Linked DNA regions of Homo sapiens: regions 1, 2, 3, 5, 6 and 7 are each linked to region 4. Evidence: chromatin loops called from intact Hi-C (ENCODE). Cell type or tissue: CD4-positive, alpha-beta T cell. All regions are shown on one strand.

What was found. A loop is a pair of places that touch in the nucleus more often than their neighbours do. Peaks named below come from ENCODE experiments on the same cell type or tissue, not always from the same donor. Only the 100,000 strongest peaks of a DNase experiment are listed, where the experiment ranks them.
Region 1: a loop joins it to region 4, with 3 times the contacts of the local background. A loop is called at or near these places in 8 of 110 quality-filtered maps.
Region 2: a loop joins it to region 4, with 9 times the contacts of the local background. A loop is called at or near these places in 8 of 110 quality-filtered maps.
Region 3: a loop joins it to region 4, with 4 times the contacts of the local background. A loop is called at or near these places in 7 of 110 quality-filtered maps.
Region 5: it touches region 4 in a loop (6-fold over the local background); 5 of 110 quality-filtered maps call a loop at or near these places.
Region 6: a loop joins it to region 4, with 7 times the contacts of the local background. A loop is called at or near these places in 8 of 110 quality-filtered maps.
Region 7: it touches region 4 in a loop (2.1-fold over the local background); 3 of 110 quality-filtered maps call a loop at or near these places.

The regions. Positions count from the first base shown.
Region 1 is chr12:91,809,714-91,813,713 of GRCh38, reverse strand. No RefSeq gene overlaps it. Among named protein-coding and RNA genes, the nearest start is that of LINC02404, 64 kb to the left of the region's middle. In CD4-positive, alpha-beta T cell, CTCF peaks have their summits at 1,624 and 1,823 (motif pointing left); a DNase peak (open chromatin) is centred at 1,823.
Region 2 is chr12:91,976,601-91,980,600 of GRCh38, reverse strand. No RefSeq gene overlaps it. Among named protein-coding and RNA genes, the nearest start is that of LINC02404, 100 kb to the right of the region's middle. In CD4-positive, alpha-beta T cell, no CTCF peak of the experiment used is centred here; a DNase peak (open chromatin) is centred at 2,360; H3K27ac peaks cover 1,434 bases.
Region 3 is chr12:92,402,363-92,406,362 of GRCh38, reverse strand. No RefSeq gene overlaps it. Among named protein-coding and RNA genes, the nearest start is that of CLLU1, 17 kb to the left of the region's middle. RefSeq lists cis regulatory regions at 1,072-1,521, 2,152-2,685 and an enhancer at 2,114-2,363. In CD4-positive, alpha-beta T cell, no CTCF peak of the experiment used is centred here; DNase peaks (open chromatin) are centred at 170 and 2,342; H3K4me3 peaks cover 1,734 bases; H3K27ac peaks cover 3,453 bases.
Region 4 is chr12:91,875,276-91,879,275 of GRCh38, reverse strand. LINC02404 (long intergenic non-protein coding RNA 2404) reads right to left here and starts at 3,973. Exons shown (of 3, transcript XR_945201.2): 1 at 3,872-3,973; 2 at 1,787-1,883. In CD4-positive, alpha-beta T cell, no CTCF peak of the experiment used is centred here; DNase peaks (open chromatin) are centred at 1,225 and 2,065; H3K4me3 peaks cover 977 bases; H3K27ac peaks cover 3,105 bases.
Region 5 is chr12:91,685,749-91,689,748 of GRCh38, reverse strand. No RefSeq gene overlaps it. Among named protein-coding and RNA genes, the nearest start is that of LINC02404, 190 kb to the left of the region's middle. In CD4-positive, alpha-beta T cell, no CTCF peak of the experiment used is centred here; a DNase peak (open chromatin) is centred at 2,208.
Region 6 is chr12:92,591,908-92,595,907 of GRCh38, reverse strand. All of the region lies in intron 1 of LOC105369905 (a long non-coding RNA gene), which reads right to left. Among named protein-coding and RNA genes, the nearest start is that of PLEKHG7, 110 kb to the left of the region's middle. RefSeq lists enhancers at 2,110-2,209, 1,449-2,648. In CD4-positive, alpha-beta T cell, no CTCF peak of the experiment used is centred here; a DNase peak (open chromatin) is centred at 1,877; H3K27ac peaks cover 2,848 bases.
Region 7 is chr12:91,776,787-91,780,786 of GRCh38, reverse strand. No RefSeq gene overlaps it. Among named protein-coding and RNA genes, the nearest start is that of LINC02404, 97 kb to the left of the region's middle. RefSeq lists an enhancer at 1,264-2,463. In CD4-positive, alpha-beta T cell, no CTCF peak of the experiment used is centred here; a DNase peak (open chromatin) is centred at 1,636; H3K4me3 peaks cover 895 bases; H3K27ac peaks cover 1,447 bases.

The DNA of each region.
Region 1 (4,000 bases), 66 kb after region 4:
CATAGCTTGATAATGTTCCAGTTCTTTTTGGGGAGATGGGGAGAAATACAAAGGAAGTGATGTGTTCCTCCAACAAGGGGCATGTAATGGCCGGTCACCTCTGTTTTTGTGATGTGGATAGTTGTTAGAACTTCTATGCTCAGATCCATACATCTACTGGGGATGTTTTGGGCTTGATTTTCTATTTCAAGACCATTTGAAGTGCCTATATAAATCACTAATATATTGAAATTATATGTCCTTGTTATGTTATCATGTTGGTATGTTTAGATATGTTTATTTCTTTAACATTACCTAATGTAGGTTAGCCTTGCTATCTCCATCCCACTCTATAACTCTATGGAGACTCCATGTGATTTGAATGATACTGGGAGAAGACAACTTAAAAGTGCTGAAAATGGATCTTTAAATTGATTTCCCATGTTTAAAGATGACCATGAACATTCATAAATCTTCCCCCCAAAACAATCTCTTTCAACATATCAAATTCGGACAATGAATTTTGATCCAAATTGTTGGAGGAAAAAAATCAAGTTTCTTATTGTAGTGAGTACTACCTGGATTTGATTCAACAACTTTCCTGAGCACTTACTTTGTACAAGGGAGAGGCCAAAATTAACCACACTGGTATCTTTGAGTTTGGAATCTTCTCAGTTGAGAGCACTATATACCACAAAATATAAATCTGACGAAAACACATTTACCTTGAGCTATTTTTAACAGGATTTTCAGGGACTCAGGCCTAATTCAGTATCAGAAATGTTGGACTCTATACTTATTGAGAAAAAAAAAAAAGAAACCTTTCTTGCCTTCTGATCTCAAGTATGAAGGTATTGTATGGAACTAAGGCTCCTTCCAGATCTAAGATAATGTGACTCTAAGACAGGCTTCCTCAACCTTGGTACTACTGATAATTTGAGCAGGATAATTCTGTGTTTGGAGGTTGTGCTGCACATTGTTTAGCAGTACCCCTGGCCTCTACCCACTAGATGCCAACAGCACCCTCCTTCCAAGTTGTAGCAACCAAATATGTTGCCAAACATTGCCAGATATCCCCTGAGGCAGGATACTGTTTGACAGTCACTACTCGAAGTCCTTAAGGCACAGATGCACTTGGAGGAAAGAAGGAATCTGCCTGTAGTTTGCATGTAAAGCACTTATTTCAGCAGTGGTCCAACACGACAATATTCTACCTTGGGGGAAATAAGTGTAGCTATGTGTACATACATTCATTTCTATATAATTTTTAATGTCCCCAAATTCTTATAATGCAGTCATAAGGTGATATGTTAATGACAAGGATATGTTCCGAGAAATGTGTTGTTAGGTGATTTCATCATTGGGTGAACAACACAGATTGTACTTACACAAACCTACATGGTCTATCTACTACACACCTAGACTATATGGTATAGCTTATTGCTCCTAGGCCACAAACCTATGAATAAATAAATAGTTAAAATATATTTCTAAAAGCTAAGAACTTTAAAAAAACTATCCCCAGTACAATTTATCTAATAAAAATGAATAGTAATTTCTTAAAATTGTAGAATATCCAGTTACTGTTGAAAGAAAATGACGATTTGAATTCAGTTAGTGAATGAAAATGTATTGAATCTAAATTCGTGGGCTACACTATATTTTACCGGCAGAATGACATTAAGCAGCTATAGTGCTGTCATTTAAACAAAGATTCCAGTTTCTGGAAGACAATATTTTTTATATTCTAGTAATCCACACAATTGTTTTCTTGACAAAATAAGGGGGATCTCTTAGGCAGGAGTTTGTTCTGGTTTTTCATTCTCTTGGTGGCCCCCTGGTGGCCAGATGGATTTTACAAGCGGCTCTTAGCTGAGCGTGTAAAAAGTGTGTGTGTGTGTGTGTGTGTACTTTTGAAAGGAGGGGAAGAGATTTTGAGAGGGTATGATGGAGTGAATGCTAATGTACTTCTTTCTCAATAAACACAAATACTCTTAAATCCATTAGAAGCTGTTAGATTAACCATGATCTTGGCTGTAGCTCTGTAGCTAGCAAGAGATTTTGATTAAATGCAGCCTGGTACAGAAACCTGATGAACATGACTTGAGTCTTTGGTAAGCCAACTCTCTAGGTCAATTTGGATTTTAGTTTCCTATTTTAAAAAATAGGAAATCATAATAAGTGAGCTGTCAGTCCTTCAGCATCCTCCTGACTGTTAAACAATTTTATGAAATAGAAACTCTCTCATCAATTGCTCCCTAAGAAGGAAAATGTGACATAGATATTTCAGTTAAGGTATGCTCAACTTAAAATATTTGGAGACAAATGAACACATTTTATCTTTTGATAAAAAATTTTCATTACATTTTTTTCAAAATTTAAATTTGTAGCTATTTATTCATTTGAAAATATTTTACAGAAAGCCTACAATAGACAATCTATTCTACTACACATTGGAGTGCAGATGACAAGAGGAGCTAAGAATAGAAAAAAACATGTGTAATCTGTCTTAAAAGCACCCATAATTTGTAGATGACAAGCTTAGAGAAAAGTGGTCCACTTTGAAAAAAATTAAAGTTGACAAAATAAATGAATTATGAAGTAGTTATTTGGACCATAGCAGAAAAGTAACAGTCATGCTGCCATAGGGATAATGTGTCTAAAATAAATCAATTATATATGAGTGCACACACACATATTTGCAACCTGGGTTCTTTACTGATTTTGAGTACAAATTAACAGTGGGAGTTATATTGGCTGAGTTAGGTGCTTTGTGTTTATGATCTCATTTAATTGTTACAATAGTGCTATGAGAGAAGCATTGTTATTATTTTCATTTTTCACCCAAAGCCCAGGAAATTTGCTCAAAGGAAAACAGCCATTACGAGATAAAATTGGGGTTTGCCTTCTTAGCTTGGGCTCTCCCCTACTCAGCTGTATGGTTTTACTTTCTGCACATCTCCAAGTTGGACTGTTATGGTGCTCAGGTCAAGAACCACTGTCCTAGAGGCAAGTCGGATCACAGAAGCCTACAGTTTCACTTTCTTTAGTCCCAGGGTAGTGAAACAGCAAGGCACAAAAGAGTTTCTACTTTTTTAAGATTTTTTTTCAACTTTTAAGTTCAGGGGTACGTGTGCAGGATGTGCAGGTTTGTTACAAGGTAAACATGTGCCATGGTAGTTTGCTGCATAGATTATCCCATCACCAAGGTATTAAGCCCAGCATCCATTTGCTATTCTTCTGGATGCTCTCCATCCTCCCACCCACTACCCTCTGACAGGCCCCAGAGTGTGTTACCCTCCATGTGTCCATGTGTTTTCATCATTCAGCTCCCACTTACAAGTGAGAACATGCAGTATTTTATTTTTTGTTCCTGCTTTAGTTTGTTAAGGATAATGGCATCCAGCTCCAACTATGTCCCTGAAAACGACATGATCTTGTTCCTGTTTATGGCTGCATAGTGTTCCATGGTGTATACATACCACATTTTTTTAAATCCAGTCTATCATTTATGGGCATTTAGGTTGATTCCATGTCTTTGCTATTGTGAATAGTGCTGCAATGAATATCTGTGTGCATGTGTCTTTATAATAGATTTATATTCCTTTGGGTATATAACCAGTAATGGGATTGCTGGGTCAAATGGTATTTCTGCCCATATGTCTTGAGGAATAGTCACATTGTCTTCCACAATGGTTGAACTAATTTACACTCCCACCAACAGTGTCAAAGTGTTCCTTTCTCTCCACAACCTCGCTACCATCTGTTGTTTTTGACTTTTAAATAATAGTCATCTGACTGGTGTGAGATGGTATCTCACTGTGGTTTTGATTTGCATTTCTTTAATAATTAGTAATGTTGAGCTTTTTTCATGTTTGTTGACTGCATGTATGTTTTCTTTTGAGAAATGTCTGTTCATGTCCTTTGCCCACTTTTTAATGGGGTTGTTTGTTTACTGCTTGTTAATTTAAGTGTTCCTTATAGACACTGGATATTAGACCTTTCTCAGATGGACAGATTG
Region 2 (4,000 bases), 100 kb before region 4:
ATGGACTAAACATATAATTAAATTATTATCATCAGAGGCTTGAGCCAAGAAGTTTTATTTATAAGTATGCAGTTGCCTTGGCTGATGATATAGAGACTGGGCTTGGGCAATTTTTATCTGAAATATGTAAAATGGCCTAAGTATTTGGTGAATATTGTCTGGCCCCTGACCAGTGATTTAAATTTCATCCAACAGTCAAAATAAGTCTGCAAGCAGAACATTTCCTCTGTTCTACTTAATTTTAAGAGTTGTGCTTATTTTGAGCCTATCTTATAACTGCGCCAGTGGCAAAACATTTTGGTCGTGTGAAAGACAGTTGCTATTTTGACAATACTATAATAGCTGCCATTGATCAAGAGCTTACTACATGAGAGCCAGCATTCTAAGTGTCTTACTCCCTTAAGTCCTTTAATTCTCATAAGAGCCCATTGAGATGGGGTCTATTATTATTATTATCCCCATTTAACAGACAAGGGAACCGAGTCACAGAAACATCAAATAAATTGCTCAAAGTCACACAGCTAGTAAATGCCAGAGGTGGATTTAGCTCAGGTAATTTGAGTAGAAAATTTTATACTATATAGCACTATTTTACTTGTACTCTCAGCCTTTCTTTAAGTCAGATATCAAGAAAAATTATCTGTATTTGTCTTGCCATAGCAGTGCTGCATCATAAAAAATTGTATATTTTCACAAGTGGTCTAGGTACTATGACCTCCCTTACAGAAATCTAGTAATCTAATAATCAATCTCCAGTAAGCTATTTCCTTGTGTATTAGACATATCAAAGCATGTAAAAGAAATAGGAGAAGTAATTCCTTTTAATGGACCTGAAGATTTACAAGAGTAGATGATCTTTTGGGGAGGTTAAAAGGATAGAGTTGGTTCTATAAGGTCTTAAGTTCATATTGGAGAGGCAATTGATAGTGACCCTTGAATTTACTTCATTTTAAGCCATTATCATCCAGATTTTAGCTAGGTCTTTATCTCAGTTTGTTTTGTGCTATTTTAAAAGAATATTGGAGGTTGGGTAATTTATAAAGAACAGACATTTATTTCTCATACTTCTGGAGGCTGGCAAGTCTAAAATGATTAGGGTGCCAGCAGGTTGGATGTCTGATAAGGGTTCAGTCTTCATTTCCATGATAGTAATTTTTTTTTTTTTTTTTTTTTTTTTTTTTTTTTGAGACAGGGTCTCACTCTGTCACCCAGGCTGGAGTGCAGTGGTGTGATCTGGGCTTACTGCAGTCTTCACCTCCCAGGCTCAAGTGACTCTCCTGCCTCAGCCTCCTGAGTAACTGGGACAACACACAGATGCCACCATGTCTGGCTACTATTTGTTATTTTTTTGTAGAGACGGGGTTTCACCATGTTGGCCAGGCTGGTCTCGAACTCCTGAGCTCAAGTGATCCACATGCCTCAGCCTCCCAAAGTGCTGGGATTACAGGCGTGAGCCACTACACCCAGCCACCATGATGACGCTTTGAATGCTGCATCCTGTGTGTGTGCGTGTGCGCGTGCGTGTGTGTGTGCACATATGTGTGTGCGTCTGCCTGTGTGTGCGTGTGTGTATGTGTGTGTGGATGGGGGAGGAATGCTGTTCTTTGCACGGCAGAAGAGCAGAAGCGGATGAACCCACTCCTGAAAGCCATTTTTATTGCAGAATGAATTTATTCACTAGGGCAGAGCCCTCATGACATAAACAACTTCCATTATGCCCTACCTCCCAACACTGTTGCATTGGGGATTAAGTTTCCAACACGAGTTTTGGAGGGGACAAACATTCAAATCATAGCAGTCTGTCACTGCTTGAGACACATGTAGGCTTGCCTCTAATTCCAATTTTTCAACTTGAGAGAGCTGTAGACCCCTCTACCTATCTCCCAGGACTCATAATCTTACTGTCCTCATCTCATGGTAGATAAGTTGTCTCTGTTTGTCACCACATTCACTCAGATGTAGAACCCAATCCTTTCACACATTTGCACAAGAAATCTAATCTACATTGATTATGAATTAGATTATGTGCCACAAAAATTTATATGGTGAGGTCCTAACCCCTAGTATCTCAGAATGTGACCCTATTTGGAAATAGAGTTGTTGCAGATATAAATAGTTAAGATGAGGTCATACTGGGTTAATGTGGGCCTCTAAACCAGTATGACTGTTGCCTTTATACAAAGAGGAAATATGAACACAGACACAGGGAGAACGCCACGGGAAGATGAAGCAGAGATCAGTGATGTGTTTATACAGCAAGGAATATCAAAGATTGCAGGGAAGCCATCAGATGCTAAAAGACAGGCATGAAACACATCCTTCCTTCACCACCCTCAGAAAGACCCCACCCTGCCAACACTTTGATCTTGAACTTTTAACCTCCAGAACTGTGGCAATACATTTTTGTTGTTGAAGCCATTCAGTTTGTGGTACTTTGCTATGGCAGCCCTAACAAATAAATACAATGTCTAACTTTTCCCACGTTGGGTAGATTTTTTTTTTTTTTTTTTTTGAGACGGAGTCTCGCTCTGTCGCCCAGGCCGGACTGCGGACTGCAGTGGCGCAATCTCGGCTCACTGCAAGCTCCGCTTCCCGGGTTCACGCCATTCTCCTGCCTCAGCCTCCCGAGTAGCTGGGACTACAGGCGCCTGCCACCGCGCCCGGCTAATTTTTTGTATTTTTAGTAGAGACGGGGTTTCACCTTGTTAGCCAGGATGGTCTCGATCTCCTGACCTCATGATCCACCCGCCTCGGCCTCCCAAAGTGCTGGGATTACAGGCGTGAGCCACCGCGCCCGGCCAGATTTTACTGAAGACATTTGCGGGAAGGCATGTCACAGGGAGAAACACATCACACAGCCCACAGCACTCCCTCAGTTAAATTGCCCCACATCTCCCTTCACTCTCTCTTCTCATCTCCTCCATCCTGGATTAACCCCCAAATATTCATATTTAAATTTATCTCACTGTTTTTCCAGAGTAGCTTTTCTCTTCCATTGAAGTTGTGACTGCAACCAATACCCATGTCCTTGGGTTCTGCTTCTAGCACAGACATTAATCAAACAACACATCCGACACAGTCTATTCACTGAGAGAGATGCCTGTGCCAAATGTCACAGTAAAAACATTTTCTAGATGGCCTGCTCTCAGATCTTGGCTCTGCTATTTACTAGCCACATGAACTCAGGTAAGTTACTATACCTCTTGACAATCAGGATAATACAAAGGAAAATAAATTGTTCTACCAAAAAGACAGATGCACTTGTATGTTCATTGCAGCACTATTCACAATATCAAAGACATGGAATCAACCCAGTAGTCCATCAACTCTGGATTGAATAAAGAAAATGTGCTACATATTCACCACGGAATACTATGCAGCCATAAAAAAGAACAAAATCATGTCCTTTGCAGCAACATGGATACAGCTGGAGGCCATTATCATGAGAAAACTAATACAGAAACAGAAAATCAAATATCACATGTTCTCACTTACAAGTGAGAGTTAAAAACTGAATACGCATGAACATAAAGATAATAACAATAGACAATGGAGATTACTAGAAGGGAAGTAGAGGAGGGGTCCAAGGGTTGAAAAACTACTCTTTGGGCACTATGCTCCCTACCTGGGTGATGGAGATTCATTTGTACTCCAAACCTCAGCATCATGCAATATACCTTTCTAACAACTGACACATGTACCCCTGATTCTAAAAGAAAAGTTGTTGTTGTTGTTGTTTTTGTTGTTGTTTTGAGACAGAGTCTCATTCTGTGGCCCAGGCTGGAGTGCAGTGGTGTAATCTCGGCTCACTGCAACCTCTGCCTCCCAGGTTCAAGTGATTTCCCTGCCTCAGCCTCCTAAGTATCTGGGATTACAGGTGCCTGCCACCACAACTGGCTAATTTTTATATTTTTAGTAGAGATGGGGTTTCACCATGTTGGCCAGGCTAGTCTCGAACTCCTGACCTCAGGTGATCCACCCACCTTGGCTTCCCAAAGTG
Region 3 (4,000 bases), 530 kb before region 4:
ACCAATCAGTACCCTGTGTCTAGCTCAGGGTTTGTGAATGCACCAATCCACACTCTGTATCTAGCTACTCTGGTGGGGCCTTGGAGAACCTTTGCGTGGACACTCTGTATTTAGCTAATCTGGTGGGGATGTGGAGAACCTTTGTGACTAACTCAGGGATTGTAAAGGTACCAATCGCGCCCTGTCAAAACAGACCACTTGGCTCTACCAATCAGCAGGATGTGGGTGGGGGCAGATAAGAGAATAAAAGCAGGCTGCGGGAGCCAGCAGTGGCAACCCGCTCTGGTCCCCTTCCACACTGTGGAAGCTTTGTTCTTTTGCTCTTTGCAATAAATCTTGCTGCTGCTCACTCTTTGGGTCCACACTGCCTTTATGAGCTGTAACACTCACCGCGAAGGTCTGCAGCTTCACTCTTGAAGCCAGCGAGACCACGAACCCACTGGGAGGAACGAACAACTCCAGACGCGCTGCCTTAAGAGCTGTAACACTCACCGCGAAGGTCCCCAGCTTCACTCCTGAGCTGGCGAGACCACGAACCCACCAGAAGGAAGATACTCCGAACACATCGGAACACCAGAAGGAACAAACTCCGGACACGCTGCCTTTAAGAACTGTAACACTCACCGTGAGGGTCCGCAGCTTCATTCTTGAAGTCAGTGAGACCAAGAACCCACCCATTCCGGACACACTAGGATCACATTAGCTTTTTCACTCACCACTTCACCCAGTTACTATATATCAATCTTACTTTCTACAAAAAGTTTTAAAATTTTATATAAATGTAATTGTTAAGCCAAATTTCTTGCATTGCTATAAGGTTTTATATTCCCAAGAGAAGGTTGTTATACTTATGCCTATACACTTTTAGTATATTCTATTTGATCTTGTATTTTCAATCTAAATGGAAGTTACTGCATTCTCAAAGCCCTCCTACTACTTAACCGTGGCTAATACAGTTTCCTAGAACACAAGGAGAGTGATCAAGACTCATTTGTTAGTGTAAATGTCTTTTCCCTGGCATTATAAATGACTAGTGTCAGGGAAAATTACTAAGCTGATATTTAGGAAATTTTTTTCTATTTTTGAAAAGTTATTAAAAACACACACACACACATACACCAGCACACATTCTTGGGATGAAGCCTAGCACAACTGTTTCAATGTGAATTCCTTTAGCCTTTTCTCCTTTTGGACAGGGAGTTTCACTGTGTGTGCTGACACATTGTGTGGGGTTGAGAAGGACAAGAAAGGAGACCAAAGATAAGGCAGAAGAAGCGGGTGGATACCACAGATAACACTTTAGGCAGGTTTAAAATTCTTATTGAAGAAAACTCACCTAGCAGTGGCTGAACTAGGTGACCCTGAAGGCTCCTTACAAACCTATGATTCTCATAATCTATCTCATAAATAAGCAGATTCCAGCCCCAGAAGCCTCAGTGTACCAACCTAGGAAACGGTAGCATTCTTTTTTTGAAATACTTGTTCTAAGTACTGTCTCTTCAGATCAAGAATGGTGTTCCTTCTTAATAGCTCCTCCATTATCACTACTCCCCCAATCACTATCTTTGTGACTATGAAAGCCTGACTCTGAAGGCTAATCCTTAACCTTCCTGGTCTTCTTTACTAAAGTCAGTCTTTGGTATGAGTCATTTGAGATGGATGCATGGGCCTTTTCTGTAGTAATAGCAACAACGATAGTAGCAATACTAATAGTTAATATTAATTGAGCACATACTACATGTGAGGAACATGCTGTGGCATAGGTACTATATTACTAACTACCACATGTTACTGAAGAGTAAGCTGAGGCACAGAAAATTACATAGTGCCAGGGGCAGTTAAATAGGCACTCCTAACTATAGAATGCAAATTACCATTCACACATGGGCATAGTTCCTGCCATTTACCACCCTCAGAGGCTGCAGACTTAGCTGCCAAACTGCCAAAGGTTTACACAGATGTAAATTTCAGGCTACATGAATCCCATAACTTTTTGTGCCTACTTTTCACTAATTCACCTGACTTTGACATCTCATGCTTCTATAAATGTCTTTTAACTCAGTGGTTAATAAGAAGCTAAAATGGTATTTTGGTATAATTACAAAGTAATCAGCATAAAGTTTTGGGCAACAATTGAATTAGTGGCTCCTCGAACAAAAGGACAGAACATGTTACATTTTAACATGGTGCGTAAAAAAAATGCTTACAGGATCAAGGCCATTAATCCCTTTAGTTCACTTGGACTGAGGGTGGGGAAATCCCAAGAAACAGCAATTCAATCACCTTCTTGAACAGCCCACATGCTCAGATGATTTCTGAGAAATGAACTTAACTTTTAGAGGTTTCATGATCAGCTGCTGGATGACATCCGGCACCAACTTAACCACTAATCTCAGATCTCATAGCAACACAGATCGCCTGGAACTCAAAATAGTCCTGCCTCAAGCTCTTTTCACTTCTTATCACTTCAGCAAGAGCATGTGAAGGAAAGGTGTCTATCAGCCAACAGCTGCTAATTTTCAGAGAAATGAATGGATGTGTGGCTGCTTCCATTTAATCAGTCACCATCTATCTCAGCAGTATTAATGCTTCCATTTGACCAGCCACCTCTATCTACACATACTTCTTTTTTATCTAAGAGTCTACTGGACTTTTTCAAATTCATCTGAACATGTGATATTTTCACAGGGCTCAACATTGAACAAAATCCTCTTTAATCCTAACCTTTCACCACTTTATTTTATTTCTCAACATTTCCCTTTCATAGAAACACATTGGAAGCTAATCCCCAAGACTTTGAGAGAAGTCACCCAAGAAAGTCTGACTTTGCTGGAAGATCTTTAAGCTGCTTCAAGCCTTGGATGTCATCTGATCACTGCTCTTGATTTCTTTATCCTTGGACTGCAGTTAGAGACTTGGCTGCTATAAAGTGAATTACTCTTGAATAAGGGCATAGTTTCCACTGTGATAACCTTGTTTCTATCCATGACAGCTAGGGAAACTGCAGCCTGAGAGTGCTTTGCTTGGTAGCAGGTGTAATGTAGTTTTGACTAAAATTCTGTTGAAGAAAACTCTCTCAGCTTGCCCCCAAACAATTTATGTCAGCAGAAGAAATAAATAAAGAAATAATAATAGAGTATATTGTTTGAATTTGTTGCAGTGGGGTATATTGTTTTATGACAAAAAAACAAGTATCAATTTTTAGTTGCACACTTCTAGGTCACCTAAATGGTTGGTTCTGGCACAAAATTTAATATAAGGAAATGTGAAAACTCCTCCCCTAACTTCTGCCAAGCCTCTCCTGTATGGTTAACTGCTGCTTTCATGTCCCCTGTCACTGAGAGGACTTTGGTAGTCATATTTCATCTCTGTAATTCCCATATGAACTTGCCTTAAGTTAAAAACAACCAAGGATACATTCTCCTTTGCTTTGTAGGAGGTGGTGCCCAGAGTTCATAAACTGAATTTAAATTATACCAAAAGAGATCTTCAAACTGTGAAGAAAGCCTAGCATATGACAGTTTGCTCATAAAGACCAAGTAAAGCTACTGTATTGCAGAGGAACCAACAGTTTAGTATAATCCAATTCAATTTGCAAGCAATCATTAATTATTTTCTGGGTTTATTATATCATTAATAGCTGTAAATAAGCCACGTATTTCAGTTGAAAGGAATCAATTCTACCTTTAAATCAAATTTGAAGAAGAGGAAGGGGAAAAAGAAGAAGAGGAAGAGAAGGAGGAAGAAGAAGAAAAACAAGAACATGAAGAAGAAGGAGGGGGAGAGGTGAGGAGAAGAAAAAGAGGTAGTGGAAAAATAAGGAGGAGAATAGAAGGGAGAGGGATAACAATGATACCACCTTTTAAGAAATCAAAAACTGGATCTGTTAGTCCTCCCTCCCTCTCAGGCACCCAATCTCAGGTGTTGCTAGACAGAGGACAGCAAGACCCTTCTAATTTCCCACCGCAGCAATACACCCAAGTGCCATCTCTTCCTGAAA
Region 4 (4,000 bases):
CTTGCATTAGGTAATAGAGGAGCTGGGATTTCAACCCAGTTCCATCTGATTTCAAAGTTCATCTTCTAAATGCCCACAGTTAATACCCTCTTTTTACATTATATGCACCTGAATATATGCACAACAATCTAAAGTATAAAAATCACATAAAGGACATTCCATTTTCACAGACTAAAATAAATTTATAACATTCCTAATTAATTCTCTGCTATTAGAATAATCTTTGGTGATCTACCTCTATGATTTTATGCTTTTCTTTAATTTTCTTTAATAGTTGAATGGTTGACCTGACCTAGTACAATAACTATCCTATAACATTTTATTATAATGATTTTATTTATTTCAATCATATTAAATTTACAAGGTTTACAACTCATATTATTACTTTTATTTGTTCATTTTCATTAATTTAATAAATTAATAGGGACAGAATGCAATAAAACAAACTCAGCTTTACAAGCAAAAATAAGACTGTTTCTAAACCTGAACTCTTGGCAAACAAACAAGTACTCCCACTGGAGAAAAAATAATGTCTCTTCATTCATCAGTTTATATACATACTTCCAAAAGAAATTTTAATATGTAGTGGATGAGAATGTGTCAGCAGTTTTTTTAGAGATTAACTTGCAAAAGTTAAGGATTATCTGTTTTTTATAATATCTCTTTTATTTATCCTGTTTTCCATCATAAATGACCTTTCAGACTTTTGGAATTCAGTTTGGCCAACCCATGGTTCATTGCAGAAGCCAATTAAGAAAAAATAAAACCAGTTAATGTAAAGAGGTGAAAAGTAGAACCCTTTGTAAGAGCTCCTTGATAACTTAGAAGTCATGAGCGTATTTTTACAAACTATGTTTCACATCACATTTAATGTGAAAACCAGTGGTAGCCTTGTAAGCATCTACTAACTTTAATGGAGACCATCATGTTGGAAATTGATAGTGGAAGATAACATGGTCTCTAATATCTACCTCCAACTCTAGAAGGCAATATTATCTCTTTACCCTGGAAAATTGGTATGACTGGCCAAACTAAAGTTTGAAAAAAATTAGGCCAAGTTTAAAGACATCAGACTGTGGTGGGCAGACAGCTCTAGTAAAGCTTGAAATACAATCAGAAACATGGGAGATGTTCTACTTCTGAGCATGGAGACATATTGTCAAGACATGTGTCATCATCATTACAATGAGTACATTAGGGACTGGGCAAAGTGTTGGAAAGTCCCACAGTGAGGTGGCTGCTAAGGGAGGGGTTTCTCTGTGATTCTTACCCCAGGTAACTAGGGTGCTATCAAATTTATTCCATAAACGATTCAGAGCTATGTGAATTGAAGGGATATTCCGAACTAGAAAAAAGTAGAGTAAGTTTCTCCAACATCTTAGTTTATTTTCAGTAAATCTTGATTTCTTTTTCTTTCCTCTCCTCCCATGCAGAGCTAAAAATATCCAATGCAAAATAAAGAACTCCTATAAGCACTTACATTGATCTAATAATCTGATTATTATTTTAGCCTGGTTAATTAAATGGGCAAAGTTCAAAAACATAAAACCAAATCAAACATAACCACACCTTTATATCCACAGCATTTTGTAAGCTCAGAGAAACAGCCAGATCGAAATGTCTAATTGGCTTAAAGTATAAGTGGACTTTAATACCGCAAACACTCTACGTAATTTTCTGCAAGTTTATTTGAATGGTGCAAACTAAATGGATGAGATTTCTTTAAAGAAGGAAGTGTTTAAGTGATGTTGAATTAACACACAAATGATTAAATGTGTCAAATTACCATTTGTCCTTTGGCAAAAGCTTCAGAGCATCACCAGGGAAATAACCCTGGCCCACATTTGGTGGACTTCTGCAGAACTCATACACACATCTCCTTTCTGCTGAAAAATAACAGACGTCTATATGAAAAAAATAAGGCATATCCTCTTTGATAAATCACTTAAAGGGAGAACTGGTGAGAGGGTAAAGCAACAGGATGTGGGTGTCTGACTTACAATGCAAGCTGGTCACATGCTGTACATGTTGACATCAGCTGCGGCAGAGACATTTTCCTTGGGTTTCACACCAAGAGTGGCTGAACCCACTCCTGTGAGTAACACCACACACTGCATCAAGCAAGACTCTGTGTCACAGCATCCCTCATGGCCCTGCTGTCCACAGGGTCTTAGAGGGAAACTGGCATTGTCATCAGCCCTCTCCTGTCTGGGACCTGCCTTTGATCGTTTTCACAGCTGTCACACTCCAGTCTGCTCACAAAGAACAACAGATTGCTGGGAGAGGAATGCTCACCATACAGCTACCTGAAAGATAAGAACTGCCATTGTTTTTCCCCTTCTTTGTTCCAACCTCCCCAATAATGATGGAAAGGTGTTCCTCCCTAAAATACACACTGGAAGTGTCAGAGAGATGCTCCATCCTGTGGACCATCATCTCTTTGTCTCTGAGAAGCCCCCAACAGACCAGATTCTGTTTCTTATGTGACACAGGTCGTATTTTGCCTTGCAGTTATTTTTTCTGTGCAAATCCTATTCCACTTATTTGAGATAGGAAACATGCCCTACTCATCTTCTTATTGTCCATTACAGCTTTCAGAGGCTCTGAAAAATAAATATTTGTTAACTTAAATAAATTCCAGAAGCATTCTAATGAAAAACAGTATGTGTATTAACCCAGTAGCTATTTACTGAGTGGCTACTATGTTGTAAGCATAATTATATCCTAGTTCAAAGTGACTTGAGCATGAATATTATGAGTTTCTGCTTTCAACTCATTTATATGCTATTAAGAGAAATAGAGAGAGGAAGGAAGGGAGAGAAAGAACAGGGTATGGTGGAAATCTAGAGCAGGGAGGAATAAACTTTGCCTGGGGCAATTGGTCAAGTCTTCCAGGAGAGGAAGAGTTGATCTGGGTTCTGAAGGATGGGTAATACTCAACAGGCAGTTAATGGGAGTGTAAATTACTTCAACCATTGAAAAAATTAGCATGGTGATTCCTCAAAGAGCTAAAAACAGAACTACCATTTGACCCAGTAATCCCATTACTGGCTATATATCCAGAGGAATATAAATCATTCTGCCTTGAAGACCCATGCACGTGAATGTTCATTGCAGCACTATTGACAATAGCAAAGGCATGGGATCAGCCTAAATGCCCATCAGTGACAGATTGGATAAAGAAAATGTGATACATATACACCATTGAATACTATGCAGCCATAAAAACGAATGAGATCATGTCTTTTGCAGGAACATGAATGGAGCTGGAGGCCATTATCCTTAGCAAACTAATGCAGGAACAGAAAATCAAATACCATATGTTTCACTTATAAGTAGGAGCTAAATGATGAGAACTCATGGACGTACAAAGAAGGAAACAACAGACACTGAGGCCTACTTGCGGGTTGAGGGTGAGAGGTGGGAGAAGAGCAGAGAAAATAACTATTGCATACTAGGCTTAGTATCTGGGTGAGAAAATAATCTGCAAAACAAACTCCTGTGACACAAGTTTACCTATATAACAAACCTGCACATGTACTCCTGAACCTAAAATAAAAGTTAAAAAATAATCAAATGGCAGAAAAGATAATAAGGACATTACAGGCAAAGTGAGTAGTTCTTGCAGAACAAAATTTATGGAAGGAATGTTTTAATTAGGAAACTAAGAAAAGTTCAGAGTGACTGGAACATTGAGAGAAATAGGGAGAGAAGGGGCATATTCATTTTTGACTGCTGCATAATGAGTGATCACAAACTTGGTAGCTCAAAACAACACTGTATTAGTTAGGGTTTTCTAGAGGGACAGAACTAACGAGAGAGAGAGAGAGAGATAGATAGATAAAGGGGAGTTTATTAAGTATTAACTCACACTATCACAAGGTCCTACAATAGGCATCTGTAAGCTGAGGAGCAAGGAGAGCCAGTCCAAGTCCCAAAACAAGAACCTGGAGTCCAGTGTTTGAGGGCAGGAAGCATCCAGCATGGGAGAAAGATGTAG
Region 5 (4,000 bases), 190 kb after region 4:
CACATTTGAGTGAGAACATGTTGTGTCCATCTTTCTGTGCCTGACTTATTTCACTTAACATAATGTTCTTCAGGTTCATCCATCTTGCCTTGAAAGACAGGATTTCATTCTTTTTTATGGCTGAATAGTATTATATTGTATATGTACACCATTTTTAAAATCCATTCACCTGTGGATGTACACTTACATTGATTCCATATCTGGGCTATTGTGAATGGGGCTGTAATGAACATGGGGGAGCAGACCAGGTATCTCTTTGATGTGCTGATTTTCTTTCCTTTGGATAAATACCCGGTAGTGGGAATGCTGTGATCCTCCAAGTTTTGATTGGAGCCTATTCTTTGTGTATCAGCTCCTGCCAAATTCAGTAGTTAGAATGCTTGCATGTGGGGTCATTATTTTGTTTGCAGTATTACACATTTTTAGATCACCAGGCTTTTCTTTTGAAAATATTAAAACTTTACTATAAATCCAAGCATAAGTGATAGGTATTAGATTATTTCTGCCCCTCGAACTAGCACAGTGAGTCAAAAGTTGACTTACATCCGTTATCCACGTGGGTATGTTTGTGAATATTTCCACAATAGGCTGTGACCCAGCTGCGGGTATCTTTGGTTTCTAAGTGCGTAATGGTTGATGGCATCAACTTTGTAGCTATATTCATACACAGGAGTAGCCACTCTAGTCACATATGGCACCTACACATACACACTCGAACACACTCCATTGTCATACATACAATAGAATTCTTATTTTTTCTCCTTCTCTCTCCACTGCTGCAAAAAAATATTGCATTTCCATTTGGCTCTGATAGAAAATGTTCTCCTGAGTTAAAGGGAGCACTTGGTTGTCCGATGAACTGGAGCTGCAGTGATAGCATACTCAGAGTTGTCAAGGAGGAGGAGATTGATTTCTGCAAATGGAATCACATGGCAACTGAAAGTGATAGCTACAAAACTATCTTCCCCTTCTGTTTGACATTGATCCTTCCGCCATGTGTGCCAGATCATTATCTTGTGGACAGAGGAGAATTGCAACTTTACGTAATTCAAGACAGTTTTACAAGAGGGAGTGGGAAAGGCAGATTATCTGGTACGATGCCCTGATTGACAGAGGTTTGTAGCCCACAGTGATGGCATGAAATACTCAAATAGAAAAGTATTTATTCATAAAATAAGGTTGCGTTTACATGGCATGGAGATCATTTTTAAAAATGGTAAGAAAATTCACAATATGCAATTCTAGCCCAGGTTAGTATCTAAAAGAATGGGCTTGTGCTAACATGGCATTTCCCAGGTCATACTTTGGTCTGCTGTGCAACTTGAAGACAATTTTTTTCCATTTTGAGTCATTGTTGCACTTTGGTGCATTTCCAAGGTCAGATTAAAGACAATTCATGGGATGTGGAATGCATCACAGTTACCCACGTTAGGACCTGGTAATTGGTATGAATGAATCAATGCATTTGCTCTGGGAGGGTTCTGAGATCAAACAGGTTTAATAAAATTGTTTTAAATGGATTCTTCCTGTCATTTAAAAGAAGTGTCTGTAACCTCATCAATTTGCATTGAAAAGTTCTTTCCTCCTTCTGGAGAGACCAGTGTGGACATATACTTTTGATAATATAGAGTAGGCACTGCCCTCTGCTACACAAGCTTACATGTGTCTGTCAAAGTGTGCTCTTCGTCTCTGGGAATTGTGCATCTCAGACTATTTGCTTTAATACTGGAGATAAAATAGCTTTAATGGAACAGGAATCTATGTGGCACATAGAACAATGAATCTCCTGCCTCTAGAAAGTGTGTACTAGAGAGCACATTAAAATACATTGCAGCATAGGCACACTTTGCAACCGCAAATCTTGTTTTTAAGGAATGAACACAGAGCAATTCTCTTGTCATCTTGATGTACATCTAACTCACCCCCAATGCATAGCTCATATCTCCTCTCTGGTTCCCAATCATTATCTGGCTTGCCTGTCCCACCTCCATGATCCTTACTCTCAACAGATAACATTTTCCCTATGGTATGAAAAGATAAAAGGTCATAATAAGCAGAAACCCTCACAAATGTTCTCTCTCACTGTTAAAAAATTTTTTTGTAAAGGAAACCATACCACAGTCCACTTCCTCATTCCCTGTTTGTTCTCCACCTACTGCAAACCAGCTTCTAGCCACACTGCACTACTAGAAAAGGTTCTCATTAAAACAATGACGACTTTCCAACTGGCAAATTCAACCACCATCCTTTGATCTCGGTGGCAGTCAACATTACTCATTATCTCTCTTCTTCCTTCTACAGTAGTCTCTGCCTTATGTATTGTTTTGCTTTCCATGATTTTAGTTATCTGAGGTCAACTGTCACCCTAAAATATTAAATTGTAAATTCCAGAAATAAGTCATGTTTTATATTGCATTCCTGCACTGTCATTCTCCCTCCTGCTCCATCCCACCTCTGGACAAGAATCATTCCTTTGTCCTATGTATCTACCCTGTGTACACTACTGGCCAGACACTCACTCAGGAGCCATCTCATTATCAGATTGACAAATCACAACAAGAAGAAGGGTAAGTACAGTAGAATAAGGTATTTGAGAGAGAGAGACAGACAAACCACATTCATATAACCTTTATTACATTATATTGTTATAATTGTTCTATGTTATTAGTTACTGTTAATATCTTATTGTGCCTAACTCATAAGTTAAAATTTATCCTAGGTATGTATGTATAGAAAAAAAATAGTACATAGAATATATTGGGTTTGGTATCCACTGGGGGTCTTGGAACATTACCCTGTGGATAATTGGAGACTACTATAATCCAAAATACTGTTTTCTCTTGTTTTAACTTTTTTTCTTACCTCTCAGATTGTTGCATTTCAGTTTACTCCAGGGACTCTGTCTCCTATGCTTGCCTGGTTAGAGGTGAGGGGAGGCATATGTTTTGAGTCAAACAGCACATGGCTCCGTAACACTGGCTCCTCTCCTCTGCCTTCTGTGTTGTCTAGTATACTCCCTCTGTTCCCATTTTCCCTGCAATTCTGTAGCCAGGCTTGGAGATAGAAAGTGCTTAACTTATTACTTGGTGTATGCATAGTAAGTGCTTAATTAAAATCTGCTCATTATGGATGGATTTAAGTGATCTAACATACATATTTTAAATTTTTCTATAATTTGATTTTGCCATTAATTCTCAATAATGCTTCCCCATCTTTAAAACAATTCAATTTATTCAAATTGCAACTATCCATTAGTTATCCTATGTTGCTTCTTTCTTCTTTCTTCTATATTAAATTGGATTTGGATCAATAGCTCTTTATATATTTCATCAGAGTTCCAGTAAAGCCTTTTGATAATTTCTTATTTAATTAAAACATTAATATAATTATATAGAGGAGTTATACATAGATTAATATTGTAAAGTTAAAGATACTGCTGAGATGAGATGAAATGGACTCACATATTTGCTTTGGTTGGGCATTTAGTTAGTCTAAAAGGCACATTAGCAATAGAAATCACCATGTGGAGCGTTTGTAGATTTAGTTTTCATGTCAGAGACAGGATCTACCTTGAAAGCATTTGAAAAGATTGCTAAGGAGACCAAACAACAATGTCCCATGCCCTCTGACTCATGTAAAGTGATGATGAATACATAAAAGGAAACACATATACACACGCACACACACACACACAGAGAGAGAGAGAGAAGAGAGAGAGAAATAAGGTTTAGTAGAAAAATATAAAAGACTTAGATTCAAATTATACCTGCAGCACTGATAGCTCTCTGATAACTCACTTAACCTCTTTAAATGGGACCCTATAGGTTGGGAAGAATTTCACCTACCTATCTGTTTTTTAGTGCTGGAAAGTCATTTGTGATTAGTAACTTTTCTACATATGTAAAGGATTATTTAGATTACCATGCACCCAATAAATATGCATTATCTATGGCTAAATTGAAGTGAACCTCACAGGAAGCTCAATAGTCTTACCTAAAAG
Region 6 (4,000 bases), 720 kb before region 4:
CCATGAATCAGCTGGTTCAAGGTGTGAACTAAGTCTCTCTCACTTAAGGTACATTCCTTAGTTGGGTTGGTTTAATTGAAGAAATATGCATTGAGTGTCCTCCAGGGCAAAATACCCATGAGAGACAGACAGAGATTTTTCTATTTCCTTGATGGGGTAGGGCAGACAATGAAGACCCTCCACTAAATATGAGCAGCCATTGTGCACATATGGTACTGAGAATGACAACGAGTCTACACAAATCCATCTCTTTTGGAGAGATGATGTGACTGTAAATGATAATGATGAGGAAGACGAACTTTTATAGTATTAGCTTCATCCACAAACAGGAAATTATTATTGCTATTTTTCTATCTTTGAAGGGAGTCTGTTAGAGATGGCAGCAACATGGATGGAGCTGGAGGCCACTGTCTTAAGTGAACTAATGCAGGAACAGGAAGCCAAACACCGCATGTTGTTACTTATAACTGGGAGCTGAACATTGAATATGCATGGACACAGAGAAGGGAACAATAGACACTGGGGCTTACTAGAGGGTGGAGGGTAGGAGGGTGAGAATCAAAAAACTACCTATTGGGTAGTATGGTAATTACCTGGGTGATGAAATAATATGTACACCAAACTCCCTTGACATGCAGTGTATTTATAGAGCAAACCTGCACATGTAACCCTGAAACTAAAAGTTAAAAAATAAATTAAAAAAAAAAGTGGCTGGGCGTGGTGGCTCACGCCTGTAATCCCAGCATTTTGGGAGGCCGAGGCAGGCAGATCACGAGGTCAGGAGATAGAGACCATCCTGGCCAATATGGTGAAACCCTGTCTCTACTAAAAATACAAAAACTTAGCTAGGCATGGTGGTGTCCACCTGTAGTCCCAGCTACTCAGGAGGCTGAGGAGGAGAATTGCTTGAACCCGGGAGGCGGAGGTTGCAGTGAGCCGAGATTGTGCCACTGCACTCCAGCCTGAGCAAAAAGAGTGAAACTCCATCTCAAAAAAACAAAAACAAAACAAAACAGGAACAACAACAAACAAACAAAAAAACAAAAGAAAAAAAAATTATCCACACACGCAAAAAGAGTTTGGGTTCTGGAGCTGGACTACCTGGGTCTCAATCCCTGTCCTGCCTGTTACTGGCTGTGTGGTCCTCATTGAATCAGTTAACCCCACTGTACCTCAGTTTCCTCATCTGTAAAGTAGGTTAGTATGAGTAAACAGCTCAGAGTTTTGTTCTGAAGATTAAATGAATACATTCTAGTGCAGCTGCTAGAATAGACTGGTATACAGTAAGCATTTAATAAATGTTACCTATTATTATCCTTTATAGATTAAAGGCATCCTGTAAACTCTAGTTGAACATCTAACTTCTAATTGCTTAAGTGGATTCCAGCAGCTGTCTTATATGCTCAGGAAGCTTTAAAACATCACAATTCACTGGTAGCCTCTTCTGGGCAGGTATTATTGCTATTGAAGGTCAGAATTAGTGGGAGGTCTATTTTCTGCAACTTTATTCATGCAGCATGCATTCTTGGATGTTACTAACGTGGCACACCCTGGGCCAGGTGAACTAGGGGTTGGGGGAAGAGTAGGGTGAGGATGCAAAGATGAACATGGTATCAGTTCTTCAAGGGCTTGGGGGTGTGAGGTGGAGTAGGGTAGGGATGCAAAGAAGCGTAAAATAGCTTTTGCCTTCAAAGAGTTCACTGTCCTGAGAGAGGGATGATCAGTAAACAAATAGTGACAAAGCAGGGAGACATGTACAAAGTGCTAAGGGAGCACAGAAGAGGAAGTGACTGAGACAGACTGAGGAGACCAAGAAAGGCTTCGCACAGGAAATGACATATAAACTGGGTCACACAGGATGAGTAACTGTCTGGTAGAAGAGAGGGGGTGAGTTTCTAGGCAGGGGCACTACATGCGCAAAGGCACAGAGGCATGACACATGAAAGCCACAATATTTGGCAGGGTGAGCAGTTCAGAAGGATGTTTACAAAATGCCCTGGTTCAAGGACGTGTCATTGCCCAAGCTCCTTACTGTAGCTGGTGGAGCCTGGCAGGGGGCGGTCCCTGCCCACCGTCCCGAGCCCATCTCTTACTTCCCAACCCTGGCCACACTTGTTCCTTTTTGTGCCTGGATCACCACAGCAGAGTTCTACTTCAGGGCTGCTGCACATTCTGCTTCTTATTTGTAGAATATTCTTCCCAACCTATTTTCATGGCCAATCCCTTCTCTATCCTCAGGTCTTACCTCCTCAGGAAGATCATCCATGGCCACTTTCCCTGATGCAAGTCCCCTGTTATTCCCCATCACAGCATCTATCACTAGGAATGTATTGTGACCTGTAATTATTTTACCTCTCACCATGTTTTTTACCTGCTTCTCTGGAAGGTAGCATGAGACATCAGGGTCAGGACACCAACTGTCTTGTTCCTGGTGTATCTCTAGTATCCTAGTCAGTTCCTGACACAGCACTCAATCGAAGTTGTTGAATGAAGAAATAAAAGTATCAGTGAATGAATGAATGAATGAGAAATTTGGAAAGAGATTGGTTTGAATATCTTCCGTTGGTTTCTCCAGGTCCACTACCCTTCTCTATTCAATTCTGTGTCATGGAAAGCTGCTTGTGTGGGCCACCTCAATATCTTCCCTCTGTGTTGGATTCAGTAAATAGGGCGCAGGTAAGGGTGAGAGGAGAGGGGTCAGGGTGGCCTTGAGCTGGCTGCATTCCTTCCCTGAAGGTCTCAGCAAGGGCCCTCTCCACACAGCCTCTCTCTTTCCTCCTTTCCACCACTTTAGGCCTGCGGTCGGGGGGCAGGCACCTCCTCCCATCTTTCCACATTACTATCCCTCGTAGTTTCTCTAGAGTCCACCTACATCTTTGTAGTCCTTCTATTAATCTCTCTTCAAACTACCTATGCCAGTCTGTTTCTTACCAGGGCTGGGGCCAGGTTAGAAAGTACCTTATGTGCCTGTAAGTAGCTCACACCATATTCATTTGACAACAGAGAACTGTTAAAGGTAGATCCTTCTGCAGGTGCTATGGACTGAATATTCACATGTTGAAATCCTAACCCCCAATGTGATGATATTGGGAGGTAGGGCCTCTGAGAGGTATTTAGGTCATAAGAGTGGAGCCCCTATGAATGGAATTGGTGTTCTTATAAAAGGGACCCCAGAAAGCTAGCTAGCTCTTTTTCCACCTGCTGAGGACACAGCAAGAAGACAGCCATCTACGGACCAGGAAACAGGCCCTCGCAAGACACCAAATGTACTGGTATCTTGATCTTGACCTTTCCAGTCTCTGGAACTCTGAGAATTAGGTGTTTGTTGTTTAAGCTGCCCAGCCGCTGGTACTCTGTGATAGTGGTGTAAGCTGACCAAGACAGCAGAGGTGTGGCATAACCCAAAGGCAAGGCTAACACACAGCATCAGCGTAGGGAATGCCCTCCAAGCTTTCAGTAACATGCCCCATCATGTTGGAGCATGTCCCACTCATATATTCATATCTCTTTATGTGTAAGTTTTTTGTTTCTTTTTTTTGAGGCAGAGTCTCACTCTGTCACCCAGGCTGGAGTGCAGTGGCAGGATCTCAGCTCACTGCAACCTCCGCCTCCCTGGTTCAAGTGTTCTCCTGCTTTAGCCTTCTGAGTAGCTGGAATTACAGGTGCACACCACCACACCTGGCTAATTTTTGTATTTTTGGTAGACACGGGGTTTCGCCATGTTGGCCAGGCTGGTCTTAAACTCCTGACCTCAAGTGATCCGCCCTCCTCGACCTCCCAAAGTGCTGGGATTACAGGCATGAGCCACCGTGCCAGGCTCTGTTTATGTGTAATTTATATACGTGCATGCTTGTACTAATAACTTTTGTACAGTATAAAGTACATATGTGGATATTAAAAAGCATAAGAGAGAGGTAAAATTTGATTTTCAATTTTTATCTCACCAAAAGCCATTGATATGGTTTGACTCTTTGTCCCCACCAAATCTCATGTTGAACTG
Region 7 (4,000 bases), 98 kb after region 4:
AAAATATGACATAAATAATACTCAAGTATCAAGGCCTGAGCTTTTGGAGAGTAAAAAAATAATACCAGAAAAGTTCTTCAAGGGCATATAGTTGGTGGTTAGATACTAAATAAAACACTTGCAGATTTAACCCCAATAATTGATTATTCTTTAAGGGTTAAGGTCAGTGTTTTGCACACCAAATGACACTGTGGATTCATAAACTATCTGATATGTCAGCCACATTCTTGAAGACCAGAGGGTTTGTGTGTACAAGAACAGAATAGTGATCTAGTGGACAAAATTATCTTAAATACAAAACGTAATTTAGCCGGTTGTTTAAGATCAGTCAAAAACTCATTAAAAAAAAAAAAAACCCAAAACTTATGTGTTGTTTTTTTACTGTGAAGACTGCAACAACCAGAGCCAACACTCAGTTTAATGTTGTACATTTCCCTACCTCAGCCCAGAGTTTTAATAAATGGTTAAAATAAGCATTGAGGTATTACAAAAGTAATATATTGTATTTAATAAAATCAAACAAAATAGAAGAAAAAACTAAAAATCTCTCCTCATCTCCTTTTCAAGTCTCAGATTTTAAAATCTTACTTCTTGATATATATGCTTCCAGAGTTTTGATAAGTATATGTAAATAAACACCTGCAAGCAATCACTAACCCATATTTTTATTTACATATTATAAATACATATTGATCTCTTGTAGACTTCAAGTATCATAAAAATAAAAAAGGTCAGTATTTGTTTACTTTTATTCCTAGTAGCAAACACAGTGCCTGACATTGTTGATGCTTAATTGATTATCTGATGAACAAATTACTCTTAAGTTAATACATCTTAGACAGTTTCCCAAGTGAGCTTTATTATTTTTAATCTTACTAGAGTTTTCCATAATATAAACATGCCATAATATTTTAAAATATCTTGTTCACCAGGATAAATATTTGTGTAGGATTAATCCCTGGAAACAGGATATTTAGCTCAAAGTCATGAATGTTTTAAATGCTGATAGACACTAGTGAAATGGTTATTCACCTATTTGGAGAATCACAGAACCATTGGACAAAGATGAAAATTAATGTCCCCTCTCCTAGTAAATTACACCAGTGTCCTACATGATTTCAGAGTGTAATAATATAGGCATGATTCCTAGGTAAAGAATCCCTGCTTTAGAGTGTCAACCTCAGTAATCTGAGGTTCACTTCACTATAAATGGTCTCAGCTTCTAATTGCAACACGGTTTGCCAGCTTTCCTTCAGAAAACAGATGTTCTCTGAGAGGAAAATTATGAGATATTGAGATATTACATCTAATTTGCCTCATGAAAATGTTAAGCTCAGTTTACCCATTTTCAAAGGCAAATGCTTCTGTGTCAGTATAGCCGTAAAAACTCTCACTCTGCCACATCGAAATCCCACATTAAGCAATGATTTTCTTATTTTCTGCTTTAGAGTTTCTCTAACTGCTCTAGTCACAGTGATGTTACCAAAATTTTTAAGAAAAAGGAGAATGCGACGTGTTTGTTTCAATTTTTATTGCAGCAGGTTGAATTAAGTAAGAACTTCCGTTTTGCCCAGCCCAAATGTGAGAGCTGCACTGAGTCATGAAAGAGAGCTCTAAGTGAAGACAGTGACTAATAGTTAGGAGAATGCTTGGTCAGCAGAAAGGCAGACCTTGATCTTCCAGTGACCAATGGCAAACTCATATCAGCACATCAGCAGGGCAATGGGTCAAAGCCATTACTGTTTTATCATTCTTGAGTCAAAACAAGAAACTGTGACGTGCCTGGTCATCAGAGCTAGTCACTTTCTTCCACATACACACCCAGATACTCCGTTTCTTTAAGTTTATTTTTCTTAAAGGAACAAAGAAAAATTAATTTAATTAGTCCCCCTGCCCATTTTCAGAGAAAACAAAGCCTCTTCTAAAGAGATGAAACTTTCAGCTGCTTTCAGGAGGAAGCATGCTTTTATTTAAGGGACTGTAACTGATTTATAAGAGAATAAAGCACTCTTCGTTTACTCAGCTAGAAATTATATAGGCCTTTCCTCATTTCACTTCCAAAAGAGGAACATTTGGATATTGCAGAGAACCGACTTTGACATCTTTAGAGAGTGGAATCACTTGGCTGGGCTCATTTCCTGGATCCTGTGTTTTCATAGCACAGTTTCAAAGACAGTGTAAAGCCAACACACACTTAAAATTCTTGGTTTCTATCAAAACAAATCTGCCATTTCCTGCTTTACTTTTTCAGTGAGGTTCATTACAGTGCTAAATTTGAACCTCATTAAAAAATAACATCTACACCTGTCCTTAGATTATTCCTAAAAAGTAACATTCTCCTATTTTATAGTAAATGCTACTGTATGCAAACTTGAAATCTATACTTAATATCATTGAGTAAAAATGTGACCAGACTTAGGTTTTAAACTATGAAACATATGTGTATAAGTTCTTCCCCTTTTGCCCTTTGAGAAATCAAATTGAAATTCAACTGAGGAGGAAATAGGCTAATGCAAATAAGAAATTGTCATCTGGGCTTTTGCTACTCAAAAGGTGTTTTTTGAAACAATAACATCAGCATTAAGTGGGAACTGATTATAAATGCAGTATGTAGGGCTGCACCCCAGTTCTCCCTATTCACAAAGTACATTTTAAAATATTCCCGTGTGATTTGCATATACATTATTCCCCCTGTCCTTAGAAGGTATGTTTCAAGACCTCCAGCGGATGCCTGAAACCTTGAATAGTACCAAATTCTATATATACTACTTTTTTCCTACCTATCTACGATAAAATTGAATTTATAAATTAGGCACAGTGAGAGATCAACAGCATTAACTAGTAATAAAATTGATCTATTGTAATAAAAGTAAAATAAGAGTTACTTGAACATAAGCACTGAGATACTTCAACAGTCAATCTGATCACCAAGACAGTGACTAGTGACTAATAGGCATGTGGTGAGTACAAGATGGATACCTGGACAAGGGATGATTCATGTCCTGAGCAAGTTGGAGTGGGGACGTTGGGAGATTTTATCAGCTCCTTAGAATGGCACGCAATTTAAAACATACGACTTGTTTACTCCTGGATTTTCCATTTAATATTTTTGGACCGTGATTAATTACAGGTAACTGAAGTCTTGGAAAGTAAAATCAAGGCTACTGGATAAGGGGAACTACTGGACATTACTTTGAGAAACCCTGGTGTAGGTCATCGCTGTGAAGCTATGCAGAGACCCTAAATGTTTCATTCTTTAAAATACACCATTGTGTGATGAAGGCCAAATATTATAGGTATTTACAGTCCTCAAGGTTATAGAACTCGGCTGGGCATGGTGACTCACACCTGTAATCCCAGCACTTTGGGAGGCAGAGGTGGGAGGATTGTTTGAACCCAGGAGTTCAAGACCAATCTGGGCAACATGATGAAACCCTATCTCTACAAAAAATACAAAAATTAGCTGGGCATGGTGGCTCCCACAAGCAGTCCCAGCTACTAGAGGGCTGAGGTGGGAGGATCACCTGAGCCCAGGAGTTTGGGACCAGCCTACACAGCAGAGTGAGACCCCTCCATCTCTACAAAAAAAAAAAAAAAAAATTAGCCAGGCATGGCAGCACATGACTGTAGTCCCAGCTACTTGGGAGGCTGAGATGGGAGGATTGCTTGAGCCCAGGAGTTTGAGGCTGCAGTGAGCCAAGATCACGCCACTGCACTCCACCCTGGGGAAAAGAGTAAGACCCTGTCTCAAAAAAAAAAAAAAAAAAGGCTGCAGAACTTCAAGTTTATTCCCTGAGCAGGACATGTATGAAAGACTGTGTTCTTGAGGAAATTTAATTGAAAAAAGATAGTCAAACACACAACCAAGTTCTTCATAGCTATTTGAAGACCTGTGTGCAGAAAACATCACTGCTGAACGACCAAAGGAAAACAGAGCATGATTCAACTAAAACAAGCAGTTTTAGGTAAAAACAAAATCAAGAGCTCAAAACAATGAAAA